Linked DNA regions of Mus musculus: region 1 is linked to region 2. A link is a contact called in ENCODE Hi-C or POLR2A ChIA-PET data. All regions are on one chromosome and are shown on one strand. Each heading gives the region's core, a stretch centred on a gene start or an enhancer-like site at or near the end of the contact. The rest is flanking DNA. Distances are from core to core; before and after follow the strand shown.

Region 1 (7,536 bases), core at 2,307-4,806, 37 kb after region 2:
TGGCTGACACACACTGCGCCCTATCCTGAACTCTCCGGCTTGGGGACTGGGTTGACCTCCCAGCTCTTTTGGTTACCTGGCCTTTCGTCTACCCTTTACTCTCCTGGTCTTCCCTCTCCTCTCCTCACATGGTCTGGCTCAGGGTCATGCTCACTTTGGACTCTCCCAGATGTCCCTACCTCTGGCTATGTTCTCCTTCATGTCTACAGTAAACTTTATTCTTTGACCATACCCAAGTGCAGTCATGTCCATCCATCCATCCTTCTTTTTTCATTCAGCTTTTCATCCAGTTGTTGCTCTGAAAATTACCTTAAACTTCATGGGATAAGATAACACAAATTTTCTATCATTCAGGAGGTCAGAATTCTGAGTCTCAAGCTACTGATGTCAGTGTTGGCAGTGTTGACTCCGTGGTGCGGCGGGGAGAATCCATTCCTTGCCTGGCCCACCCTCTAGAGGCTGCCCAGTCTTTGGCTCAATAGCTCCTTCCTCTTCTGCCCTCAAGTATGTGATTCATTCTGTCTGCAGTCAGCCAGTCTCCCTCTTCATCCTCTCTCTGCAGTCACATCTCCGGTTTTCTGATACCAGCCCTTCAGGGTCTTCTAAGAGTCCTCACATCCCACCAGGATGACCCAGAACAGTGTCTCCATTTCAGCATCTCTGAACTTACTGGATTTGCACAGTCCCTTCCACTGTACGTAAAATAAGTCTCAGGTTCTAGGGCTTGGATGTGGGCGTGTTTAAGAGGTTTTTATTTCTGTCTGTCTTAATATAAAGGATAAACTGTTGTGAGCTAGCCTGGGCACAGTGTTTCTATGGCGGCTCCTGTGGAGCAGCTAAAACAGTTTGGATGTGAATAAGGGCAGCAGCCCCGTGGAAGATCTACTGCTCACATGCCGAGAGTCTCGAAAGAACATTAAAGGACTTAATACCTGTCAGAGGTCTTTAAAGTACTGGCAAGAGCTGGTAGCCAGGGAGGTACCCTGTTTTTGAGCTTCATTGGTTAGTTCCAGGGCTCCAGTTGTCTGTAGAATTAAAATCTCCACCACATTTGTGTTCCCAGAAGTGCCACACTCGTGGAATTGTATTGACTCCAGTAACTGAGTGGCCAGTGAATAGACAGGCAAACTGTGTGACCAGACTAGATAAGTCAGGCCAGTGAATAGACAGACAAACTGTGAGACCAGACTAGATAAGTCAGGCAGCCTGTGGGAGCAAGGCCTGGGTGATACGAAGAGAAGGGGATTCTGGGGAGACAGGAGTGCCTGAATGGAGTTGCAATGATTTATGGGGTCATGGCTGGGGTGGGGGTTGGTTGGGGAGTTAGGCAGTTAAGGTCACAGAATATGGTATAGTGGGAGCTGGTGAAAGACTGAGACTTTGGGAACAAAGGAAGAAAGATGATGGACATGTTTGTACCTCATCTTTATGCCAAAGCCACTTGAAGTCAAGGTCTGGGTCTGATTTGTAGCTAGACACTCAGTCCTGAGGGCTCAGCTCAGGACACATGGAAAACACCAGTGGGTGATGGGTAGGTGCCACACACTAGTCTCAGTGTCCTGGAAGCCAGCTCCCCGAGCCTCCTTGGACAGCTCCCCACATTTTAGAAACCTTATTTAGATTAATTTAGTTTTTTTTGTGCAGGGCACAGCACATACACAGCCTTTGCAAATGCCTGCTAAATGCTGTCAAAAACATGCCTCAATTGAAATGGAGGGGGAGCAAACAGAAGATAAGGGGAAAGCCACCCAAGGTCCCACAAGTCATGTACTTACTTGGTCACTAGAGCCCCTGATACCTGCTCTTAAATAGAATGTTTTTCCTGTTAAAAAATACTTCTATGTGGCTCCACCCTCTTCTCTGTCTCCCAGAAGGAAACTGCTGTGTACATTCTTTTAAAACAAACAAACAAATAAAACCATTCTGATACTGGATACTCTAGCATCAGGAGAGGGGAGCCGTTTCCCTCAGTTGCCAGCTGTGCACACTGACCTTGGCCTCTCCGCTGGTTTTCCTGTCTGGATGCTGCTCTTTTCGTCAGTGTTATAGCCCAGTTACCAGCCTCTCTCCTCTCAGGCTCCGTGTAAATCTTGTATGTGTTGTCCCTACACGTACACGTATTCATCATCCTTATTCACGTTTTGCCTTGCAGAGGAACCCTGTGTTTCTCTGCCGCTGCCTCTTTCTATTAGCCCTATGTGTTTTCTTCTCTAAATGAGGAATGCTTGGTGGGCAAGGGGTTTGCAGTTTACCTGTATCCAGTTAGTCACCTGTGAAAGGATGAGCAAGCAGCAGGCAACTTCACGTGGGTTCATTGCGTACTACCGCACGTACAGTAATGCCTGGCTCACCGTGGACCGTGAGTTTGTTTATATCCTGAGGCTCTGGAGGAATGGTGTGGTTGGCAGTTTTGAACATTCCTAGAGGGCTATGGGAATTAGATTGTCCTCTTCCTGTTTGTTACTTGGGTCTCTGCTTCCTAGAAGCCAGGCAGCTTCTGTTTGCACAGACCTGACACCTATGGAGTGATGGATGCTCTTATTTCACTGTCCAAAGTTTCATATCCTGAGATGAGTTCTGGAGTCTTACAGGATGCAGAGAAGAAAGGGCAGGGATAGGAAGCTGGAGCCCCAGGGGCTGCTTGGGGCGTCTTGTTGGGTTAGGCTTGGTACTTTTGCTTTCTATTCTTCACTTGGTGTGTCTGTGTGTCTCGTGCCTGCCTGGCTCTTTTCTAAACAGCCGTGATTTTTTTTTTCCCAAGGCCTGTGTATATCTGAAGTCAGGGATATGGTTTCAGTGGGCGTGCCTGGCTTTGGGATAAGCTGCGTGAACATGGCTGTAGCATATGGAAGTGATGGGGCTGTGGCCTGAAATCCTGCGCCCATCAGAAGTGTTCTTAATATTGTGTCTCAGTGTAACAGTTGCCCATTAAACACCAGGCTGCCAGCATATGGTTTTCCCCAACATCTTCCTTGTTAAGTGGAAACTTTAGCTGTGTGGTTAAAATATTTTCCCATCATTTAGCACTTTAGAATGAACATACTTTGCAGAATTCCCCAATTAATACCGAATGGCACTTTTGCAGATTATTAGAGAGAGATTTAAACAGAATCTTAGACCTGGCTTGCCAGACCCAGAGCAACCCTTTCTCCTCAGGATCAGCTTTGGGTCAGGAAGAGGTGGGGTCCTTGTGCAGATCTGGTGCCCCCTCTGTGGCTGCTGTCATTAGAACGGGAAGTCTGTTGGAGTTGTCACCCTACCATTAAGGCTACAGACGACTAATGGCCACATCACTGAGAGTTAAGAGTTGAACCTTTGAAAGTCTTTTTTCTTTTATGACCCACCCTGTGTATATCCAGCATAGGTATGGAGGCGAGGCAGTGAAGAATTTTCTCATTAAAAGTAATGGCTTATTCCCACGTTCATTCCTGGTCTTGGAGTGAGAACTGTTTTCCGTGGACTTGAGGAATTGCCTGTCTTGCCTTGCTAGAGCTTTCGGATGAGGCTGTCTGGTGGGCGAGTTTAATAGCCAATCAGAGGATCCAACTGGAAGGACTCCATCTGGCAGTCTTGGTCTCTATCCTAATTGTACTGCTAATGAATTATTTAACCCCTAAACAGACCAGTCTGTTCCTGTTATCTTAGGCAAAGAGTGCCCAAGATCCCTAGTGGGCAGCATTCCCTTGGACTGGAGGGTGTTTGGAGTGGGTGGGTGGGGTCATGGGGTAGTGCAAGGAGGAGCGGGCCTGTAGTACTGACCTGACCCTGGGCCTCTACAATGCTTTGTGTGTTTAGATTCTGTGGGGAATCTGTGCTGGGAAAGTAAGTTGGCTTTACTCTGAGTCCTGTTCTCTTGTTTTCCCACAGGGAGTGGGGCCGGCCAGCAGGAACAGCGGACTGCACAACATCACCTTCAGATACGACAGTAAGTAACCAGTTTGACCCACAGAGTAAGGGGCCCCTTCCAACATCCAAAGCTCACACGCTTGTAGTTTGTTGAAGACATTGCAGATCCTGGGGTGGTTTGAGGACTTTTCTGAGCCTGTTCAGGTTTGTCAACAGTTAAAGCATTGTAGTCTACATCAAGCTGCCAAAGTGTTTGAGAGCTTGAACAGGTCAAGTGTCTTCAACTCAGGATATAGCCTTGTCTTTAAGAGCAAACACACACACAAGTCTGTAGGTCGCACTAGGGGACAAGGATGGAGACTGTGGCAAACTGGGCAGTCTGTCTGATCTGAAGTGGGCACGGCTTCCTAACTCCAGCTCAGTGTGGTCTGCTGGAATTCCCACTGGGAGTGGCCAGATACAGTTTCTAAGAATAGCCAGAAGTTCCAGGAATAACTACCCCACTCCATAAAATACTTTTCAATATTGGCCTTTATTTAAGTTTTTTTTTCCCCCCTTCACAAACAGAGTGGGCCAATCAGATCTGTGTTTCAGCGTTGCCCAGGGGTCTCTAGTTAGCCATCTCTAATGTAGGCCTCAGTACCAAGTTCAGTTTCCTGTGTGACGTGTAACAAGAGATATAACTTGTCCTCAGCATCACTCGGAGGCTGAGATGGGGTAGTTCTTACATCGTCTCCCCTTATGGCAGGCTTGCTGTGGGTGCTCAGGAAACGCTGTCTGCTAGGGTTACAGGTTGGTCCAAGTGTGTGTGGATACAAGAAGCAGCATTTTTGGCTGAGGTTTCCTGACTGGATTGTTTTCTAAGGACAAGGTGACTTTCCCTCTGATTAAACATTTGCAGTCTGTTCTGAGCAGCTGTTGTCCTTCCTCGGAAGTTAGAGCTCCGAGTATTTTCACCATGTAGGCACTGATCTACACATGACTTGATCAGAGAGACCACCACTCCCTTTTGTTGGCTCTCGACTGCTCATTCATCTCTTAGAGAAGATCAGTGGAGCAATGAGCTGTCCTCTGACCAGGCTTGGCTTGTTGAGGTCTTGAATTCAGCCTGACAATGTTGAGATAGGAATACGTGTTTCAAATTCACATCCACAGATGCCAGCTTGAGTATTTTTAAGTTATATTGTAAGACCTACAGTGACGAGCAGGCACTTCCTTCCTGTCCGTGGCGTGTGTATGTTTTAGGTAAACGCCATGATGGGAATGGAAGATTTGCAGGCCTCTGGTCCTTGATTCTGCTAAGTAAAGCCCCGTGTAGAGGACTGCTCTTTGAGTGAGTGATTACTGATCTCTGCTCTCCGCCCCAGTGGGTCTCCTGTTAGAGTCCAGAGCTCATTTGCAAACAAACATTGGGTCTGTGATTTAATATGGATTTGTGTGTGTGTGTGTGTGTGTGTGTGTGTGTAAGCTATGCCTGCAGAACATATCTTATGTTTGTCTCTTTTGTTTTTGATTGTGTGTGTGTGCACGCGAGCTTTTGAGACAGAGTCTCATGTAGTCCAGGCTGGTCTTGAACTCTTGATCTTTCTGCCTCCATCTTCCTGAATTCTGGTTTTATGAGCATGAGCTGCAGTGTCCTGATTTGTTGGATGACATTTTTTTGTCTGTGTGCTCCTTGTCTCCTTCATCCTTCTTTTCTTTCTTTTGTTTTTTTGTTTGTTTGGTTTTTCGAGACAGGGTTTCTCTGCGCAGCCCTGGCTGTCCTGGAACTCACTCTGTAGACCAGGCTGGCCTCGAACTCAGAAATCCGCCTGCCTCTGCCTCCCAAGTGCTGGGATTAAAGGCGTGTGCCACCACGCCCAGTTTTTAATCTTCTTCTCCTCCTTCTCCTCCTCCTTCCTCTTCTTTTTTTTTCACCTCTGGGATGATTCATAAGCACACAGTAACCAAATTCATAACCAACATTACGTTGGAGAGACAGAGTCCTTATATACTCATTTTCTTTCTTTTCTCAAGATTTATTTATTGTATGTATATTTATTTATTTTATGTATATGAGTACACTGTAGTTGTCTTCAGACACACCAGAAGAGAGCATCAGATCCCATTACAGATGGTTGTGAGCCACCATGTGGCTGCTGGGAATTGAACTCAGGACCTCTGGAAGATCAGTCAGTGCTCTTACCCACTGAGCCATCCCGCCAGCCCTCCTTCCTCTTCTTCTTCTTCTTCCTCCTCCTCCTCCTTTTTTTTTTTTTTTTTTTCCCGAGACAGGGTTTCTCTGTGTACCCTGACTCTCTGGAACTCACTCTTTAGACCAGGCCGGCCTCAAACTTAGAAATCCTCCTGCCTTTGCTTCCCAAGTGCTGGGATTAAAGGTGTGTGCCACCACTGTCCGGCCATTACTTTCTTCTTAATTCTTCATCATTTAATTAGAATTTAATTCATGGTTCACTTTGGCTTCTGAAATACTTGAAGTTCAGTTAATTTGGCGCGGCGGAGGCTGGGGGGGCAAAATGTCATTTAGTCAGAAAGGTTTTGGGGGGGTGCTGGCGGGATGGCTCAGTGGTTAAGAGCACTGACTGCTCTTCCAAAGGTCCTGAGTTCAAATCCCAGCAACCACATTGTGGCTAACAACTATCTGTAATGGGATCTGATGCTCTCTTCTGGTGTGTCTGAAGACAGCTACAGTGTATTTACATATAATAAATAAATAAATATTTTAAAAAAAGAAAGAAAGATTCTTTACAACTATAATTCAAAAGTTTAGACCAGCTAATAATTGATATAGATCATGTTTTAAATAGTGTATTTAGTGTTTTATAGTAAAAAAGACAAGAATTTATTAATTGATCAACTGATTACTAGTTCTGTTTAAAATAGATTAAAGACCAAGCTAGGCATGGTGGTGTTCACCTTTAATCCCAGTACTCTTGAAGCAGGTGAAACTCTGGGTTCAAGGCCAGTGTGGTCTACAGATAGATTGAGTTTCGAGCATCCAGAGCTATATAGTGAGACCCTGAAGGGAGGGGGAAAAATCAGCAAAAAGTCATTGTGAGTACTAACATTGGCTAGGTACTTTTTTTTTTTTTTCTGCTAGGTACTTCTAATAGGCATGTGAATCTGTACAAATTGATGTTGCTGGTGTTAGTGTATGTACACACACACACACACACAAAATCATCTTATGTCCTAAGACATTTATCCATTAAGCATAATATATAATATTATGTAAAACAGTAGTTGTGGTCTTATTATCATCTCTAATATAGGAATTTGTTGGGGCTGGATTACGAAAAGAAAAAAGTTAGAAACCAGTTACCAAGTTCCCACCACAACTACCAAAACATAAAGATCTTGTTTTCTATTCTTTGTCATCTGATGTAGTAAAGAAAGAAAATGCTTTGCCTTTAAGTCATAGCTGAATTTCACACGTCTCCCTGTCTTTTCTGACCCTGTGAGCCACATTTCTTTTTTAGGCTCTGCGTGGTGTTATGCCTAAGTAAGTTTTGATACATTTTCTTAATTCTTAGACTTTCTGCCTACATTCTTGTATTTATGGAAACCCTGTTGTCAGTTTGGCATCAGGAATGGGAAAGGATAAAACCTTGTAGCCATTTTCTGTTCGTTGTCTCTTCAGAGCTTAGTAAGCAGGCTGCTTTTATATTACGGACCTCAGTAAATGAGGAT
Region 2 (7,231 bases), core at 1,180-3,679:
AAGTAGGAGCAGGTAATATGGAGACTCCCTGTACTATCTTTTTTTTTTTTTTTTGAGACAGGGTTTCTCTGTGTAGTCCTGGCTGTCCTGGAACTCGCTCTGTAGACCAGGCTGGCCTCGAACTCAGAAATCCGCCTGCCTCTGCCTCCCAAGTGCTGGGATTAAAGGCGTGCGCCACCACGCCCGGCTTCCCTGTACTATCTTAATCTTTTTGTTTTTGTTTTTTGAAACAGGGTTTTTTTCTGTGTAGCCTTGGCTGTCCTGGAATTTGCTCTGTAGACCAGGCTGGCCTCGAACTAACAGAGGTCCACCTGTCTCTCCTTCCTGAGTGCTGGGATTAAAAGAATGCACCACAGCTGCTTAGCTTCTTCTTCTTCTTTTTTTTTTTTTTTTTTTTAAGATTTATTTATTATATGTAAGTACACTGTAGCTGCCCTCAGACACTCCAGAAGAGGGAGTCAGATCTCCTTATGGATGGTTGTGAGCCACCATGTGGTTGCTGGGATTTGAACTCCTGACCTTTGAAAGAGCAGTTGGGTGCTCTTACCCACTGAGCCATCTCACCAGCCGGCTGCCTAGCTCCTTAATCTTCCTACAAATCTACATTTTTCTTCCAAAAGCCTAAAACAGACTGCTGGCGCAAACTTAAGCCTGTGATCCCCACTTTCAGGAGGCAGAGGCAGAAGGCAAGACAGCTCAGGCTGGCCTTGGGCTACATCCCAAGAGCCTGGGGTGGGGAAGAGTCTTAGGCCAGGGTAGAAAGCTTGCCTAGCGTCCTGAGTCCTTACCACCACCACAAAGAAAACTAGTCTACTAACAACAACAAAAGCCTTGCAATAAATATGACCTTAAAGGGTAGAGAGAGAGGCCCGAGAGTTTGGCTCAGGGGTAGAGGGGTTTGGTTGCCCTGCACACAGAGGGGCCTTAGTTTGATCCCCAGTACTGAAAAAAAAAAAAAATCACACACACACACATCTATTACTAAGTTTAGTTTTATTTAGAACTTTAGTAGGGTTTGAGGTTTTTCCTTTTTTTAAAAAATGATTCTTGGATTCTAGTCATTAAAACCTGTGTTCAATTCATAACAACCACATTATGGCTCACAACCATCTATAATGGGAATCAGATGCCCTCTTCTGGCCTGCAGGTGTTCATGCAGATAGAATGCTCACATAAAACATAAAACAATAAAATAAAATTTAGAGAGAGAGGGAGATAAACGTGTGGGGGTATTTTAAAATCACTGATTATAACAAAAACACTGGGCCTGGATTGATTAGTAAGTTATGGAACACATCAAGGCAGGAGTGCATGTAGATTAAGGAGCCAATAACCTCATGGTTGTCTTAGTTTTTCACCAAAAGCTAGGTCATCCATCCTGACAATATCTCAGTCTGTGGCAGCTCTGAGCCTGGACAGCCTTTGCTAAGGGGACTTTGAATGCCTAGAGTTTAAAGGAGCGTGGGAGAAAAGCTCTGACTTGCAGATTCTTGCAAGGAGCAGTGTGCTTCTTGCATCTACTCAGAGAAAGCTCATCTGGAAGGGCAGTCTTCTGTGGACCTCGTGACCCCACGATGAGGACAGGTGCCTACCCACTGTGGCTGTCTTAGGGTTTTCCATTGCTGTGAAGAGACACCATGGCCAAGGCAACTCTTTTTTTTTTTTTTTTTTTTTGAGACAGGGTTTCTCTGTGTAGCCCTGGCTGTCCTGGAACTCACTCTGTAGACCAGGCTGGCCTCTAACTCAGAAATCCACCTGCCTCTGCCTTCCGAGTGCTGGGATTAAAGGTGCGCACCACCACCGCCCGTCTTGACTCAATCTTTATCTTTTTTTTCATAACTGTCGATTTGTCCATCCAGCAAGGCTATGTGACCTTATGAAAGTCAGTTCGTGGTTGTAGCCTTTATTGATTGCTTCCTACATGTTAACAGAACTCTCCCTGGATGAAGAGTCTTGTTCTTCATTTCGTCTTACTGGGAACAGCACTTTGGAGGAAGCAAATAATTTGTCCTGGGTCCCAGGAGTAAATGTAGAGACAGGATTTCCCTAGAGGCTTTATTATGACATTTCCTTGTCATTTCATTGGTAGGGTGCAAGAAGGAACTTGACATTTGAAAAGCAAGTACTTATTAAATCATTAATTTTAAAATTACTATTATTATATTCTTTGATTCGCCCCAAGTTTTTGCATGGAGAAGTCATTTGGACAAATCCTTTGGATTAAAAAAAAAAAAAAAATCCCTTAGTGCTGAACCTCCTGCTGTGTCAATCTCCGGTGGAAGCCAGAGTCTCCTGTGCATTGGGGCGGGGCCAAGACCGAAGGGCCGGGCTACAGGATCAGAACCAGGACGGAAAGCTGAGATTGAGGGCGGAACCTGGAGGAAAGAGGAGGGGCGAAGCCCGGCAGCGCATGCCCGGTGAGGGCTGCCAGCCTCGGCCGCCGCCGCTACCGCCGCCGCCCACTCGGGACTAGAGAGCGAGCTACAGGCAGCAACCTAGCGGAGACCGGCCCAACTGGGCGAGCGTACGGCCATGGCCCCGTGGCTGCAGCTCTGCTCCTTCTTCTTCACTGTCAACGCCTGTCTCAACGGCTCGCAGCTGGCAGTGGCCGCGGGCGGCTCCGGCCGCGCGAGGGGCGCGGACACCTGTGGCTGGAGGGTAAGGCGAAGGCTTCTCCGGGTTCCAGGTTACCTGGGGGCGCGCCGCGCGCACAGGTGTTCGCGCGCAGGCGAGCGGGGACCGCGGGGATCGCTGGACGCCGGATCCGCGAGCAACGGGGTTCTCAGCTTTTCTAGCCGCTCATCCTGCGTCTGGATCCCCGGGCGCGCGTCTGCAGGTCCCGGACAGGATGAAAGGGGCCGCCGACCCCTGGCTTTGTGTTGTTAATGAGGCGCGGCCGCTGGCTGGGGTCCGACTCCTGAGGGCGGGTGGCTGGGCGGAGAGGCGGGGGCCGTGCGCCCCACCCTTTGTTCCCGGCCCTCTGCCCGGGGGATTGGGATCTTCCGGGCAGTGCGCAGGACCGGTGCACTTCGGAGCCGGTGTGGGGTTCGTGCCCTGGACCTCCAGTCCACAGCTCTGCGAGGGCCCAGGGCAGCCAGGGAAGGGTGTCTGGAGTGCTAGGGAAGGATGCCCCCCCTTTCTCGCAGTTGCTTTGTTTCTTTTAGGCATCGCCGTCACCTAACTTTTACCCAATCGCCGATTCCGAACTTTTTGAGAAACAGCCTTTCGTCTAGCTAATGGTCCCCTACCCTACTCCCTACCCCCACGACCCAGCTTGAGTTGAGGATGTTTTTGTGGTCAAAGGGCAGCGAAAGTTTGCTCCGCCAGGTGTCCCAGACCTGAGACCATGGTGGCTTCCAGACTTTCTTTGGGAACTTGAAAGCCTTCTTCCCAGAGCTGAGTGTTCTTTTGATGCTGTCTAGATAGTGCGGTCCTCTGGTTTGCGGACTTTGAACCTCCCACAGAGACAAGGGTGCTGCGAGTCAGTCCACACACACCTTGAACCCTATTGTGAGAACACAGGCTTTGCACTCCAGCAACCAGGAGCTTGTTTTCCTCACCTAGAAAGAAGGAAGAGGGGGTGGGGGTGGGCGTGTTGTTACTGATTTCCCCAGGGCGCAGGGGATACACTGGGGCAGTTTACTTAGACCGACGGTGACTTACGTTTTTCGATGGAAAAGTCTGTTCAGTCTCAGTACAGACAAGACCCAGGACGCGACACCTCTTAGGGATACTTGGCTCACTTGCTTCTCTCTTAGAGGGAATCCCGGTTCAGAAAACCAGGTATGAGCCAGGCAGCTATGGTTCTTTCACGTTTCGTGAACGCCGTTACTTCTTCCCGTTTAAGTAAAACCTCACCATTTCTTACTGTGTTCCATTGCAGTAAAACATCACTGTTAGTTTTAACACATTCCAGATTTCTTTTACGGTAATCTCAACGTTGACCTATCAGTTTTTAGAAGAGTTCAGATCTGGACTGGTATCGGCTGTTGCTGCCTTCCTGTAATAGCCTAGAGTACATGCCACTTGTAAAGTTATAACACTGGGTCTAAGTGGTCTCTGAAGGAGCCGCAGCGGTGTTTGTGTTCGTTAGGAATGTATCGCTCGATGTGACATCCCCCCCCCCCCTTGATGTGGTTCATCAGGGTTATTGACATTCTTGTCCTCTTGGGACTGTCTACAGCCCTTTCCTTGAGTCCTCGTCCCCTTTCCTGGATGAGCCTGGGAGCTTCTGGGCCTTGTCCCGGATTCCAGGCACTTTCCCGCGGCCTGGCTCCTTCTGTAATTGCCTGCTTGGTACCCACCTGTGAGAGTAGGCCCAGCTTACCCACCTCCTTCACACCCATCTTTTCTGTCCCTCCCTCCCTCCCTCCCTCCCTCCCTCCCTCCCTCCCTCCCTCCCTCCCTCCCTCCCTCCCTCCGTGTTACTTAGCTTCTGATTGCTTTCACACTGCCAGGGTATGCTTGATTCTCTTCTGCCTTGGGAGCTCTCTGCTTGGCTTCACATCCAGCCCACGGGATGCCTCTTTAGGGAAACCCTCCCAGAATGCCGTGCCCTGCGTTTTACACTCAGGTCCCTTTCGCTGGTGCGCACCAGTTTTATGTGTTTTCTTTCCTTGGTGGCCCCAAAGCCAAGAAGCCCAGTAAATCTTGGTGGAGGACATGTAAACTCTGTAATCTTTGTGTAAAATCCTATATTAAATGATTTGAGAAATCAAGAGAGCCGAGGCTAGTGCTGTAATCCCAGCTACTCAGGTGCCTGGGGCAGCAGGATCAACAGTTTTGGGCCTGCCTAGACTAAAGAATGAGTGTCAGGGCTAGCCTGGGCAACTTAGAGAGACTGTCTCAAAAAGAGAAGAACGTAAAACGAGTGTTGGGGGTGTGTGATATAGCTCAGCAGTAGAACGTGCATGAAGTCTGGGTTCAGTCTGGAGGGGGTAGTGGACAGCAGTGGAGATCTCAGCACTGGGCTTCTGAGTGCTGTCTAATCTGCAGTAGGCCTTAGCATAGGCTGCGGCCCCTGAGAGCAGTGGTCCTGGCTACAGCCACCTTTAAATCGTGGGAAAATATCATCTCCTTGCTTTTTATCTTTCTAGTGCCTTAACTCCAGCATGGCTTCTTGCAGGAAGCCCTCCCTGTCCCTGCCTCAATAATTAAGATGTCCTAGAAGTTGCTTTGTCTTGGGGTTCTAGTAGGTACTAGTGTCCAGAATCTTGGGTATTTGAGTCATCTCTGCCTCTCTAACCAGGTCTGGTACTCAGCCTATGGATGTTGGGTCTGTATAAATATATATATATAAATAAGGGTCAAAGGCTGAGGCAGGAGGATAGCTGTGAGTTGAAAAAAGAAAAAGGGAAAAAAAGAAGCAAGCAAAGAAAAGTCTAGGAGGGATCATAGAACTGTAGTCCATCGGTAGCGTGCTCGCCTAGCCTAGCATCCTGCATCCTCCAGGGTCTGGAGCATTCCCCATTGCTTAGAGGGTAAGAAGATAAGAAATAAAGGGAGTGGCTTGTAGCCTTTAGTACCAGCACTCAGACTGTAGAGGTAGATCTCTGAGTTCAAGGCCAGCTTTCTCTACATATGGAGTTCTAGGCCAACCAAGGATAAGTGCATTCATTCCCTACCTCAGACAAACAAGAGTGAGGGTAAATTATACATGACACGAACATAAGTGGGTATCCTGGGGTCTGAGTCTCTCTTAGAACTTTGAACCTTGAAGCCTGGAGGAGGGACAGGACCTGGATGCTGGAGAACAGATGAGTGAATGTCCCCTTTAATCTCCATGGGACATTTGGGCTTGAAACGCAGGCCACTGGAGGGCTGGATATTTTCCCAGGAGAGCTGCTCTCCGGGGCCAGGAGCCGGCCTGGTTTAAGTGGTCAGGTTTCACAACCTCCCTATTACTTGTGGGGTAATTAAGGAACTGATACCATCTCGGACACAGCTCAGTGTTTTAGAAATGAGCTGTGGGCACACTTCCTCAACTCCTTGAAGGAAAAAAAAAGTCTCATGGTCTTTGCCAGGTAAAGTTGTGCTTTGAATGATAAATATTGTTTTTTCAAAGGAGTTACAATTTATGAAGGGGCTTCCAGAGGGGCTGGCCCGAACATTGAGAATGTGTGTTTTATTTCCTTGATTTATTGGATTAAGTGGTGCAGGTGTGCACTCCTGCGCAGGCCAGGGGATGTCAGGTGACCCAGTCCATTACTTTGTTTTATTCCCCTGACTCAAGGTCTCTCACTGAACCTGGGTCTAGGCTGGCAGCCAGCAAGTGCCCGTGATCCTCCTGTCTCTGCCTCCCACAATCACTCTCAGTGTAGTCATAGCTACACAAGCATGAGCAGCCAAGTTTGATTTTATAAGGTGGTGGGGATCGGAGCTCCAGTCTCTTTGCCTGCCCAGCAAGTGCTTGTGCCCTTTAAATCCTCTTTCTAGCCCCAACTCTTACTTTTTGATGGCAAATTTGTTCTGTCTGTGATGGGTAACTTTGCGATTTAATATGTCAATCCCTTGTGCCGTGAGGTTCCCAAACTTCCCCCACTGTCCTGCTAAGAAGGAATTCCAAAGCCAGGCATGTTGTCCATACCCCTAAACACTTGGGAGGCAGAGCAGGAAGATCAAGAGTTAAAGGCTAACATGAATGATTACATGATGACATCCTATCTTAAAAAGCAAGCAGGCAAGTGAACAAACCAACTAAAAACCTAAAAAAAAAAAATCCATCTTCTGTTTAGTAGTTTTTCCTGTGAGCTGTTTCTTGTCTCCTACCCTAGGTGGGGTACGTATTTCCTGGTCTATTGTGTCTGAACTACCATTTCTAAACGTCTTCCCCCAAAAGAGTGTCTCCAGCCATTTGGAAACTATGCTGGCACTGTCTTTACAGTGAACTACAAGTTTCCCATTTAAGGCAAATACTTCATCTCCAAAGGTAGAGAAGAACAGGGTGGTATTGGGGTGTGGGGGTTGAGGGTTCCAGCTGGTTAAAATTTAGGTCCCTGATAAAAGTCCAATCCAAGAATTCTCCCTGGCTGAGAGCCCAGGCATGTTTATTGGATTCCGAGTTGGATGCGTTTTCATTCACTTGCAGCCCATGGCTCCAACGCCTCATATCAGGTCTGCTTGGTCTGTGGTGGACCACATCGCAGATGCTCTGGTGTCCCTTACAGAATTCTTGGTTAAAAATGATCTTAGTTTTGGGTTGACATATTTCTTTTAGAGCTGTTTGTTTTGA

The links. A loop is a pair of places that touch in the nucleus more often than their neighbours do. ChIA-PET counts read pairs that join two places held with the same protein, here RNA polymerase II (POLR2A).
Region 1: a loop to region 2 is called in a map of heart, with 2.3 times the contacts of the local background. The contact joins the enhancer-like site here to the promoter of Il17rd in region 2. A Hi-C loop is called at or near these places in 11 of 37 maps with a recorded cell type or tissue (ES-E14, T-helper 1 cell, T-helper 2 cell and 3 more). POLR2A ChIA-PET finds 5 or more read pairs at or near these places in 5 of 5 experiments (Patski and embryonic stem cell).

The regions. Positions count from the first base shown.
Region 1 is chr14:27,072,484-27,080,019 of GRCm38, forward strand. Il17rd (interleukin 17 receptor D) reads left to right here. Exons shown (of 13, transcript NM_134437.3): 2 at 3,868-3,925. Among named protein-coding and RNA genes, the nearest start is that of Il17rd, 37 kb to the left of the region's middle. Within about 2 kb of position 3,557, at least 2 of the 3 ENCODE cell types and tissues checked have a DNase peak (open chromatin) inside an H3K27ac peak, as active enhancers do; they include heart, where a contact is called at or near this core.
Region 2 is chr14:27,036,572-27,043,802 of GRCm38, forward strand. It overlaps Il17rd (interleukin 17 receptor D), which reads left to right and starts at 2,430. Exons shown (of 13, transcript NM_134437.3): 1 at 2,430-2,658. The coding sequence starts at 2,533.